Linked DNA regions of Mus musculus: regions 1 and 3 are each linked to region 2. A link is a contact called in ENCODE Hi-C or POLR2A ChIA-PET data. All regions are on one chromosome and are shown on one strand. Each heading gives the region's core, a stretch centred on a gene start or an enhancer-like site at or near the end of the contact. The rest is flanking DNA. Distances are from core to core; before and after follow the strand shown. Region 1 holds the start of Ift52 (intraflagellar transport 52). Region 2 holds the start of Oser1 (oxidative stress responsive serine rich 1). Region 3 holds the start of Gtsf1l (gametocyte specific factor 1-like).

What was found. Hi-C counts contacts between places; a loop is a spot of excess contacts on that map. ChIA-PET counts read pairs that join two places held with the same protein, here RNA polymerase II (POLR2A).
Region 1: a loop to region 2 is called in a map of v-Abl transformed pro-B cells, with 2.5 times the contacts of the local background. The contact joins the promoter of Ift52 here to the promoter of Oser1 in region 2. A Hi-C loop is called at or near these places in 1 of 37 maps with a recorded cell type or tissue (v-Abl transformed pro-B cells). POLR2A ChIA-PET finds 5 or more read pairs at or near these places in 1 of 5 experiments (Patski).
Region 3: a map of CH12.LX shows a loop between it and region 2 (2.9-fold over the local background). The contact joins the promoter of Gtsf1l here to the promoter of Oser1 in region 2. A Hi-C loop is called at or near these places in 2 of 37 maps with a recorded cell type or tissue (CH12.LX and Patski). POLR2A ChIA-PET finds 5 or more read pairs at or near these places in 2 of 5 experiments (both embryonic stem cell).

Annotation. Positions count from the first base shown.
Region 1 is chr2:163,014,928-163,019,120 of GRCm38, forward strand. It overlaps Ift52 (intraflagellar transport 52), which reads left to right and starts at 2,426. Exons shown (of 13, transcript NM_172150.5): 1 at 2,426-2,606.
Region 2 is chr2:163,418,157-163,422,057 of GRCm38, forward strand. It overlaps Oser1 (oxidative stress responsive serine rich 1), which reads right to left and starts at 1,314. Exons shown (of 4, transcript NM_025699.2): 1 at 1,256-1,314. 2900093K20Rik (RIKEN cDNA 2900093K20 gene) reads left to right here and starts at 1,615. Exons shown (of 1, transcript NR_151490.1): 1 at 1,615-2,205.
Region 3 is chr2:163,086,967-163,090,913 of GRCm38, forward strand. Gtsf1l (gametocyte specific factor 1-like) reads right to left here and starts at 2,635. Exons shown (of 2, transcript NM_026630.2): 1 at 2,573-2,635; 2 at 65-881. The coding sequence starts at 595. The coding sequence ends at 140.

The DNA of each region.
Region 1 (4,193 bases), core at 1,176-3,675, 400 kb before region 2:
CTTGACGAGACCTTCCCTCCTGATCTGGACCTGGTTATCAAGTTCATGTGCTTTACCGTAAGGACAGAGCTGATCTTGGAGGCCAGTATTCTGGCTAGCTATTAGGCTGTAGGTGTTCAGAATTCATCATTTCAGAAGGTAATGCTGACTAGCCAGACGTGGGCATGTGATGCATGTTCAAGACACTGCCCATGCGCTGTAGATTATTCTGTTTTACTTTAGTTTCTTTCCCACAAACTCCTGGCACACACTTCAGGGTAGCCTCATTAGCTGGCTGGTTTGGGGACAATGGGAGGACTTTTCTTTGAATCAGTGTATGCTGGTGATTTTTACTGACTTTCCCTCTATATTTGGTCCCACTCCTTTCCTCTCAGTTTTGTCCCCTTTGTCCCTTGCCCTAGGAATGAAGAGGGGAGGCAGGGCTCAGGGCTGGGACACATTAAAAACCAAAGAGAACACCTGCAACACTGTTCTATTGGAGATCAAAGCTCAGTCAAGAATTACTATTAAGCTTTGATACGGAAAGAAACTGGTTCTTATCTTTCCTAGTGTGGGTTAACTGCTAGAGGTGAGACACAAGGAGAGGACAAATCTTCCCTCTTACAGGAGGGTGACTGTCCGAAACCTGAACATGCTGCCAGAAGTCCACAATCAGCTGTTCTAAGATTGTAAAGTCACAGAATGCTTCACCAAGATAGAAAATGAACAAGTATACTATGAAACTGACATATATATATATATATATATATATACATATATATATATATATATATATGAATATCCCATTTCAAAATTTGTATTGATGGGGGCTGAAGAGATGGCTCAGAGGTTAAGAGCACTGGCTGCTCTTCCAGAGATCCTGCGTTCAATTCCCAGTAACCACATGGTAGGTCATAACAATATATAATGAGGTCTGGTACCCTCTTCTGGTGTGCAGTCATACATGTAGGCAGAACACTGTATACATAGTGTTCTAAAATATATCCTTTTGAAATTCGTATTTGGCCAGGCGATGGTGGCGCACACCTCCCAGCACTTGGGAGGCAGAGGTAGGCAGATTTCTGAGTCTGAGGCCAGCGTGGTCTACAAAGTGAGTTCCAGGACAGCCAGGGCTACACAGAGAAACCCTGTCTTGAAAAAAAACAAACAGAGCAAGAGAGAGAGAGAGAGAGAGAGAGAGAGAGAGAGAGAGAGAGAGAGATTGAGATTCATATTTGTATGTGTGTGTGTGCGCGCGCGCATAAACATGCCACAGAATACTTGTAGAGGTCAAGAGGACAATTTACAGAAATCGGTTCTCTACTTCGATTATGTGGGACTCGGGGATTTAACTCAGGATGTCAGGCTCAGCCTTTTTACCTGCTGAGCCATCTCAATTCAATCCATAATCCTCATAATAAACCTTTAGAATCTATCCTCAATTTACACGTAGAAAATGCTCCAATTAAGCAGCATGTTCAAGTTCACCAGATACAAGTCATTTCTCAGACACCGGACTTCGGAGCAGCTGACTCTAAAACCCTCAAGCTCCTTCTGCAACTTGGTACAGTGAGAGAACTGCTCCAGGAGCTGCTCCCGGTCTGGTGTCCTGGCACTTCTAGTACACTTACAGTACCGAATGATCCCGTGACTTGCCCAAGTCCAGATCCTGATCATTTGCATCCTTAATTGCACACTTGATCATTTGCATCCTTAATTGCACACTCTATTCAATTCTGCAGCACTCCACTAGAAAAGTTTCCTGGCTGAGACTTAACTCAATGGTACAGCTCACGATGTGGAAGGCTCTGGATTTGATCTTCAGTGGGAGAGAAGAGATCGTTCTCTTTCACACTCTTTCCCACTTTCTAAAATCGTCATAACCACAGTCGTGAAAAGTGCCTTAAAACTTGTGTATTTTAATATCCTTAACGCATACTGCTCTGTATTAAGACATAGATGAAAATAAAAACTGCTGAGCTTCCTACATGTGCCTGCTCCAAGTTTTGAGGCTGCAGAGGCTTTGACTACAAAGCCACAGACAGCCCTCTCTCAGTGAAGCCTCTGCGGAAGCAAGCGTGTTTCCCGTTTCCATGGCAACCGTTGGCCCAAGCCAGTACCTCTTCCCGAAACGCTTCCCCAGCTCCACAATAGTACTACATCTCCGGCGCGTCACCACTCCCTACCCCAGCTTCTACTTCTAAATTTTGGTAAGACCTGGCATTTTAGGTCTCCTGATCGCTACCCGGCAAGAGCCTGCCCGGAACCTGCGTCCAGGCCAGGCCGGGGCGTGGCTTGCCGCAGCAGTCCCCGCCCATAGGCAGGCCGGAATTCCCGGCCTGGGGACCTACCATCTTATTGGTCTTTAATAGCAGTTGCTAGCAAATGAACAATATAGGTTCCCTATTAAAAAGTGACTCCTTCAGTTTGGATACAGTCTTTACCGGGAAACGGGCCAGCCCAGCGCTAGCCCCGAACCCCTACCCAACAGCCCCCAGCGTCCGCAGCCACCAGACACAGCACGTCTGTCGCGCTGTCGTCATCACGCCACGACGGAAGTCACTCGGGGCCCGGAGCCACGCCTTCTCGGCGCGCGGCCTTGGATACCTGGCGGCCTCTGGCCTCAGGTAAGGAGAGGTCGGGTTGTGCGGGCCGCCAGGTCGTTGGTCTGGCTGGAGACGATGACGGCCTCGCCATGCCGCTCTGGAGACCCCTAGGCCAGCCTTGTGGGAATCCCGAGGTCGGCAGAGGTAAACTGAGGACGCGGAAGTGGGCTGGGAACTGGTCCTGGCGATGATGTAGAATTTCTAGCTCCTCGGACTGCGCGGATTTGTCGTAGTCCTGTAGAATATGAAAAAACCTAGGATGGGGAGCCATCAAATCAGACTCAGCTATCGTTGCAACCACGCTTGGTGTTTTTCGTCACTTTGGCAAAATTTAGTATACCATGTTAGATTATTGAAGAAAAAATAAGAGAATGGTTGGGCAGTGCTACCCAAATATTGTTTCAATATTCTTATTATTACCGATTTTTAAACCTTATCCTATTCTTAGGGAAACTCATTTCTAATTCTAATAGGACAGGACCCCAGATCTACTGCTCCTTCAGAAGGAGGTGGTGGGGTTAAACTACAGTAAACTGTTACCTCGAAGTGTATTCTTCCGTTAAGAGCAATTCAGTACTCAGAGAAGGGTATTCACTTTTCCCAGAAATCTGCTCCCACCCCAAATACGTCTCAAAAGCAGAAAAATATAAATCTCAGTACTGTGATGTTTGGGTTCTTTGTGGCACCGTGTAGTAATAGGTCAATATCACTAACATGATCGTTGTGACGTTCTAATCAGGAAACTGGAGAAGGCAGAGTACAGCATTGTAGGTACACAAAATGAAAACAAGCATGTTCAAGTACAGCTCTGTTAGCCGGCTGTGATGGCACACACCTTTAACCCCAGCTTGGTCTACAGAGAGAGTGACAGTGCTACACAGGAGGAACACTGTCTCGAAAAACCATAAATAAATAAACAAAGAAAGAAAGAAAACCGGCTGGTGAGATGGCTCAGTGGGTAAGAGCACCTGACTGCTCTTCCGAAGGTCCAGAGTTCAAATCCCAGCAACCACATGGTGGCTCACAACCATCCGTAACAAGATCTGACTCCCTCTTCTGGTGTGTCTGAAGACAGCTACAGTGTATTTACATATAATAAATAAATAAATCTTTAAAAAAAAAAAAGAAAGAAAACAAGCAAAAAAATAGCCGTGTCATGTGAAGTCAACATGACAAAATGTTTTCAATTTCATTGAAGGGGTTAAGGCTGCAGCTTAGTTAATAGACTGCCTGCATGAGACCCTGGGTGTCTGCCTGGTCCTCAGAACAGGGAAAAAAAAAAAAAAGTCATTTGAGAGGCAGCGGCATGGCGGCAATGTGCCTGTAATCCCAGCACCCAGGAAACTAAGGCAAGACATTAAAGAGTTCAAGGCCGTCCTCCACTGCACAGTGCATTAGAGGCGAACCTAGATTATAGGAGATTGTCTCAGAAGAAACAGTATATTGAAGGTCTCTCCTATCAGCTCTTAAAACATGGATTGGAATTGTGCAGTCGCCTAGTAATTTAGGTAAAAAACAATGGTACCCAATATGAGCATCAGAGTAGTTTCAAATGGACCAAAAATAGTTTATATATATATATATATTTCTTTTTTATTTACATTTGTT
Region 2 (3,901 bases), core at 64-2,563:
CTTAGCATTCTTGTTGAGACACTCCCAGATATATCATTAAAAACCCCAACAGCCCAAAATAAAAATCTGGCTGCAAACCAAAAACTCTGAGAATAAAGTATCGCCTAACTTGTTTTCAAACGTCCACCACTGTGACTGCTCATGTTTTTCTTCAATTACTTTAAGCCAGAGCAAGAGTATCCTAGGCTTAACCTAGGGGGCTAGATCAGAGCATGCTTGCAATTACAAATGGGTTGTTATGCTCCTCCCAGTTCCTAGCTTTCCATTATGGAAGCATCAACCCAACAGCTTTATACAACAGGTGAGTGGATTGCCTATCTTCATTTACATTACATTGTGGGAAATTCTCCTATTACCCCTTCACTGCTCTTACTTCCAAAGAATGCCCAAAGACCTCAGACTTGCAAAAGGCCCATAAGAAGTTACTTTTCGTGGTTTTAAGTCAAATCACATCCCAGTTTCTTTCCACCAATACCGTGTGCAGTGTCTTGCTTACACCTCTGAAGCTTTAAACTAAGCTCTCCTTAAGTTTCCGGTCGAACTTCTCATTTTCAGCAGCACGAAAATGAGATCTGCACGCGTCCTCACAAAGTTAAAGCGGAGAAATCTCCCCAAACCTCTCAAAGTTACAGAGTCCCGAAAAGGAAAAACAACAACAACAAACTAACCAACCCTATCCAGAACGGCCCGGATAGAATCAATCTGTCCCTAGGACGAGAACACATCCACACCTCTCTGGGCACACCCACTCAACCCCTCAAAATCACAGGACTACAGGCAAAGCGACACGTTCGTTCCTTTCTGCCTATCACGGTTAAGCGGAGTCGGCTGGGAAAAGGTCAGAACCCGGGGACACCCAAGCGGGGAGCTGTCTCGGCTTTTACCCTGTCCGCCCCGGCCAACCACGGACTCCGAGAGGAGGCAGGAGTGAAGCTGCGGCGCAGAAGCCGCAGGACGCAAGCGGAGAGGAGTGCGACTCGCAGGGCGGGAAAAGGCGGGAAGGGGCAAAGGGCGGCAAGGAGAGCGAAAGGGGAAGCTGTGGCCGGCGCGGCCCGGACACCGCGGGAACGCAGGAAGGCGGGAAGCGAAGGCCGCGCAACTTGGCACTCCAGGCCGCGGCAGCCGAGGGCCGGGCCGGGCAGTCGGCGCAGGGAAACGCCGCGACCAGACGGGAGGGCCGGACTCCGCCTCCCGCGGGTGGGAGGCCTGGCGGACACGACGTCCCCGGCCCTCCTCGTCCCGTCCGGCCACTCACCTCCTCGCAGCTGGGGCGCTCCCGGGAATCCGGCCCCGTCGGCTCCGAGCGTCTCTCCGCGTCCGCCGCGTCTGTCTGACCCGGATCCAAACCCCACCGATAGGGTGGCCCGCGCCTCTAGAGTTGTACTGCGCCTGCGCAACCTCGGCTCGCGCCCTGCCCACCGTTCACGCTCCTCCCACCTCGGTGACTCGGCAGCTCGGCCCGCCGCAACTACGCAGGCGTACGGCGGTAGCCCGGCCTCTCGAAGCCCCAGCTCCAACCCCTCTCCGAAGCACGTGCGTCTTAAGTCATTTCCTGTTATTCTTTTCGCTCCCTCCGCCCCCTGGCTTGGGTTCGCTCCCGGCAGGCTTTTGGGCGTGCCTACTTCCTCTTCGCTGTCACGTGAGGCGGCGGCTTGCCTTGCAGCTATCGAGCCGCTGCCGCTCCCCTGGCATAGCCTGCTTCCTTCTTGTCCTCTTGAAGTCCCCAAGCCAACGGGATTCGGTGGGCTGCGGGAGTATTTGCGCCAGCTGATGCCTCCGGGAATGCTTGGCGGAGTTTCTTACATGCAACCAAGGGCGCTTGCACTCGGTCCACAACCCTCGCCGTGGGTCGTCTCTTTGGGTCCGCAGAGAAGCCAAGAAGGTATTAATTGGACGAGGCCCAGGCGGTGGATGCTGCCCGGAATTGGAATGGAAATTATTTAGGTTTTGTGGTTTTTGCTTTAAAAAAAAAAAAAAAAGCAGGATCTCATTTGTTAGACCAGCCTGAAAATCGCGTTGATTCCCCTGCCTCGGGCTCCCGTGCCTTCATTTTGAAGTATCTCTTGATAATTGAACGTCTGGAAATTAAACGGTTTCAGCGAAGGCATTTTGCTTTTGTTTTTCCAAGGATGGTTTGGGAGCATCAAGTGGGAAATACAGGGTAATGCACGTACATATTAAATTCTGCAAGAAGGTATTAAGCAATTTACCAGTCTCTGGCTTTTTTTGTTTTTTGTTGTTTGGTTTTTTCGAGACAAGGTTTCTCTGTGTAGCCCTGGCTGTCCTTGAACTCACTCTGTAGACCAGGCTGGCCTCGAACCGCCTGCCTCTGCCTCCCAAGTGCTGGGATTAAAGGCGTGCACCACCACTGCCCGGCTAGTCTCTGGTTTTTAGTGATCTGACAAGTTACCCATATGGCAAGGGTGAGCTATGAAAGACCTCCCCCTACCGCCATTGTCAGGGCCTGTTCTATTTTAAACGTTTCCCCATCGCCTGCCACTCTGGAGTTCCACTTCAGACCCTTGTGTGGAAAGACGATTTTCCTCAATAGAGTTGGTTCTGGCACCTAAACCTTAGAGTGGGTTTTCCCCTGAACCCAAGCTGGCCTCTTCTAGAAGTGGATGCTAGAGAGGATAGCCATGTCCAGCTTAACTAGAGTCAACCCACAGAGAATGGAATCTACACTTCACTGGACAGACAGCCCCGTCTCCAGACAGCTGGCTTGGCTTTGGCTTGCTTGCTTATTTTTGTTTGTTTGTTTGTTTTTTGTTTTTCCTGATCCTGCTCTATAATGCAATCATGGGAAAGCCTTTTGCATTCGATGGGAACTTCATCAGATTTTGAATTTTTTTTAAGATTTATTTATTATTATTCATTAGTACACTGTAGCTGTCTTCAGATGCACCAGAAGAGGGTGTCAGATCTCACCCTCTCACATGGTGTGAGCCACCATGTGGTTGCTGGGATTTGAACTCAGGACCTTTGGAAGAGCAGTCAGTGCTCTTAACCGCTGAGCCATGTTGCCAGCCCCGGTTTTTTTGTTTTTTTTTTTGTTTGTTTGTTTTTCAAGCTAAAATACACCCTGTGATAAGTTTGGGGATGCTGGCCCGCAGAAGGGGCTGCTGCATCTTCCCATTCAGCCACAGGATCACAAGGGCAAGCTGATGTTCCTAGTGCCCTGTGTTGTATTAAGTGTGTTTTAGACTAAGGATGCTTCCACTTGTGATGTGCTGAATAGGATGTGACCCTTTCCTAAGCTAAGAAGCACCTGTGTAGGGCTGTTGAACATAAAGCTTGTGATGGGTCCTGAATAAAACCTTCAAATTCTCTGTACAGTAACTGGCCCACAGTGAAAAAATAATCCTGTTGTAATTCTCTGATGGCTAACAACAGTTGTAACAGATGCTAGTAACAGTAATAACTCTACTATCTTCAAACATAATATTCCTGTGATTTTACACATTCTACAGATAGTTGTCATCTTAGGTGTTTATTGCTGTGAACAGACACCATGACCAATGCATATTTTAAACATTAAGTACTAAAAAGTAAAAGGAGCTTTTTTGTGTTAACACACCTCCATAAAGTTAGGCACTTTCTGAGACTATGACTTCATACCCAAGAGGTGCCTGGAAAGGAAGACGCAATCTGGCTCCATCTCCCTCCTGACTGTTACTGTTCTTAACCTCCACATTCTAACACCTGACGCTCATCTCACTGCCAGACCACAGCACTGTCAGCTTGAAGTTATCTGCCTAGGTCCGGGTCTCGGTTCCAGCAGCCTCTGCTTGTGTGGCCTTGACTACCAGACACTTCCCAGGTTTGCTGTGTTCTCTACTAGAACACTGTTTCTCCACAGCTCACCTCTTCATTCAGGTCTCTGCTCATACCCTTTCCCCAG
Region 3 (3,947 bases), core at 1,385-3,884, 330 kb before region 2:
GCTCAGTTCTAAACCCCACCTCCACCGCTCTTTCTAAACCTTTAAAAACAACCAGCACAGCCCGGACCGTTACTTTGCAGGTTTTTATTCAGATGAGATGCGCGATCCATCCACGCATTTGAGAGCCCTCTTCCTCCTGCTAGAAGTTTGCCTTCCTGGTCCTAGTCTGAGGATCTTCTGGGCATTGGTCTCCTCCCCGTGACTCTTGGATGTCACTTTCACAAACAAGTTTTTGGGGAACAAAACTCTTAAGGACGAACATTGGGTGACAGTTGGCGCCGTCAACATTCCAAATGTCAGGGTTGGAAAGCCAACGAACCTGTAGTGTGTCCTGGTTCTGCGGCTGTGGGAGGCTGACTTGCAGAGGGCCTAATGTGTCCTCTTCCTCCACGGAGCTCCTGTTGACACAGGTAGCTTCATGTTCAGCCAGCTTTCTGATGGGAACCACGTGGCAGGCGTTGTATTTACAGCTGGCCATCTTTTTGGCTTTCTTGGGGTTCTTCTTCCTGCATGACGCCAGGTGGTACTGGAACCTGCTGAGCGGGATTCGGTGGTGAGGGTTATAAGGACAAATTTCTATGGATTCTGGCTCCATCCGGGAGTTGACTTGAAGCCAAGTGTCCTGCTGCCCAAAGTGTACGTGGTACACCTCGAAAGGAAAAGCCTCTTCCTGTGAAAGATTGTGCTGTCTTCTGCCAGGCTTTGGCTCTTGGGTCTCTGGAGTGAAATTCTCACTCACGTTCTGTCAGCAATCGCTATGCAGAGAAAGCCAGAAAACAGCCACCAGAGACGTTAACTCAGGCAGGTACAAGAGCCCGAAACAGTAGCTTCCAAGGAGGTGAAGTTAGCAGGTTATAATGATGCTTTGACGCTAAGATACCCTGTGTTGTCAAAGGACAGAACAGGTGGTCACAATGGGCAGCTTATGACATCAGGGACAGACTGTCCACTGGGTGGGGGAAGTGGCTTGAGGAAAGCTGCTGTTCAAATGTAGTTATGACACGTACCCGGCCCTTGGCAGTTTCGGGCTTCATTAGCATAATCAAACCCCTTATTCATCAGCGTCGGTTGTGTGGTCTTTTAAAAACATCTTTTTTACATCATGTGTTTATTTGTAAGGAGTGACATTGGGGGTACACTTAGAAGTCGGAGAAAGACTTGTAGGAAGGATCAAATCCAGGTTATCAGGCTTGGCAGCAAGCACTTCTACCCCATGAGCCTTCCTGACTCCTTTTCTTTTTTTGTCCCTCTACTTTCCCCCTCCCTTCTCTCTTTTGATGCAAGGTCTCATGTAGCACAGGTTGGCCTTGACCTTGATATGTGGCTGAGGATATAATCACACCTTATAAACTGGGATTATAGACGCGGGTCTCCGTATCTAGTTTAGATGGTGCTGGGGACAAAGTCCAGGGCCTCATGCATTTGTGGCAAGTTATCTGTCAACTAGGCTATATCCTCTTCTTCTCTCCCCCCCCCCTCCCCTGTAGCTCTGGTTGTCCTGGAACTCACTCTGTAGACCAGGCTGGCCTCGAACTCAGAAATCTGCCCGCCTCTGCCTCCCAAGTACTGGGTTCAAAGGCGTGCGCCACCACTGCCCGGCATACTTATTTATTATGATAAATCTTTGGGCTGGAGTGAAGCAGGGCCAGAGCGACTGGGGCCAAGCAAAGCAAGCAATCTTCGTTCCTAGAAACCACATGATGGCTCACAACCATCAGTACAGCTACAGTGTACTCACATGCATAAAATAAATAAATCTTAAAAAAAAAATCCTCATGCTGCAGTCCACACGTGCTACAGTTTCCAAGCACGCAGCATGCTGGGTATCATTCCTTATTTTAAGTACACAGTGTTAAAGAAATATTTCCACCCCTTCCTCAGCCTCTACATTTTCCAGTTGCGTAGTAATTACAAATTGAAGTATCCATTTGTAATTACTAATTGGCTTTTTATTTTGTGTATGAGTGTTTTTCCTGCATGGGTGCAAGTGCGCTCTGTGTGTGTGTGTGTGTGTGTGTGTGTGTGTGTGTGTGTGTGTGTAGAGGCTGGAAGAGGGCTCTGGATCTGCTGGAACTGGAGTTGTTGATAGCTGTAGGCCACCATGCAGGTGCTGGGAACTGAACTTGGGTCATCGGCCAGAAGAGCAAGTACTCTTAGCCACTGAGACCTTTCTCTGGTCCTCGGTTTACCAGAATTTCAAGTTACTATTTTATCCTTTCTGGATCAGGTGAAGCTTTCTTTTAATCCACCCTCCCTCCCTCTCTTCCCTTTAGTGCTGGAGACCGAACCCGAGCTCTTACACTTGCCAGACTCTACTACCCAGCTAAATCCTCAAATCTCTGCATTTTAAACCTGGTTTTATTACTATTATTTATGAAGCTGAGTCAGGATTTTATAAAGACATTTTGGAAGACTGTAGTACAACTAACGTAAGCTTATCCCCAACTAACTCACACATAAATGAGACTTAGAATATGGTTATTTTATTCGGCTTTGACAATTACTGGGGGTCACCCCTAATCTGCTTTTCTGCTGGCCTGGCTACCTCCCCAGCGGGGGGTTCCCCAGATACCTGCTGTTTCTCCTGGGTCCCCTCCTCTCATGGCGCCTTCTCTCTCTCCCCTCATGGTCTCTCTTCTCTCCCTCTCAAGTCTCCACCCTCAGCCAGGTAACTCAAAATCCACCTACCTATAATCTCTCCAGTAATTGGCTGTAGCCATTTTTACTTAGCCAATAGTTTTAAGGAACAAGGTTTGCACAACAAAAGCTGGTAACCAGGAGAACTCACTCACTCATAGGCCTGGACCTTCGGGTTCAGAATTTAACTTTGTGATACACAGCAACAGATCAAACCTCAACAGAGGGCTGGAGAGATTACTCAGTAGTTAAGAGCACTTGCTGGTCTTTCAGAGGATGGTGGTTCGGATCCAACCCTCATGATAGCTCACAATTGTCTATTACACCAGTTCTAGGGAAGCTTGGTGCCCTCTTCTGGCCTCCGTGGCCTCCTGCATGCATGTGTGCTTCTCAAAGGAGTCAGAAAACAAGGACTTCCATAAATAAGGATGGAATGGGCTGCTGAAGGAAGAGTTTCTTAACCTTGTTTTTTTTTGTTTGTTTGTTGGATTGTTTTGTTTGTTTGTTTGTTTGTTTTGTTTTGTTTTGTTTTTTTGAGACAAGGTTTCTCTGTGTAGCCCTGGCTGTCCTGGAACTCACTCTGTAGACCAGGCTGGAGATCCCCCTGCCTCTGCCTCCCGAGTGTGGGATTAAAGGCGTGCGCCACCACTGCCCGGCTGAAGAGAGAGTTTCTTAACTCTGACTCAAGGGCCTTCTGGACCTCCCCGCTCTTGTCATTTTGTGTCGTTGAGATTTCTTTCCCTTTCTACTCTGTGCCTCTCCTTGACTCTAGGTTCTGCCCCTGCCTCTTTGCCCTTCTGGCTTATCTTGCTTCTTACACCCGCTTGGGGAATCACTGTCCTTCCGATTCAAATTCAACCTCCTGACTTCCTCTTGATAGACTGGTCAGCCTCCGCTTGTCCCATAACATCCTTGTTTCACCTCTTTTGACCTTAGAGATTTATTTGATTCATGTGTGTCTCCGTGTAAGTGTATGCTGTGTTATCTGTGGCACCCTCAGAGGCCAGAAGAAGGTGTTACAGGAGGTTGCAACAACCCGAAGTGACTTCTCTGGATGAGCCCCAAGTTCTCTTAACTGCTGACCCCCTTCTCTAGCACCTACTTTTATTTATTTATTGAGTTATTTTATTGTTTTGTTTATGAGTGTTTTGCTTTGCTTGCGTGTATGTAGGTGGTCCAAGTGTGCTCTCAGAGGTCAGAGATGGTGTTGGATCTTGTAGGACTGGAGTTACAGATAGTTGTGATGCTCCATGTGGGTGCTGGGAATCGAACCGGGGTCCTCTTGAAGAACAACAAATGCTCTAACCATT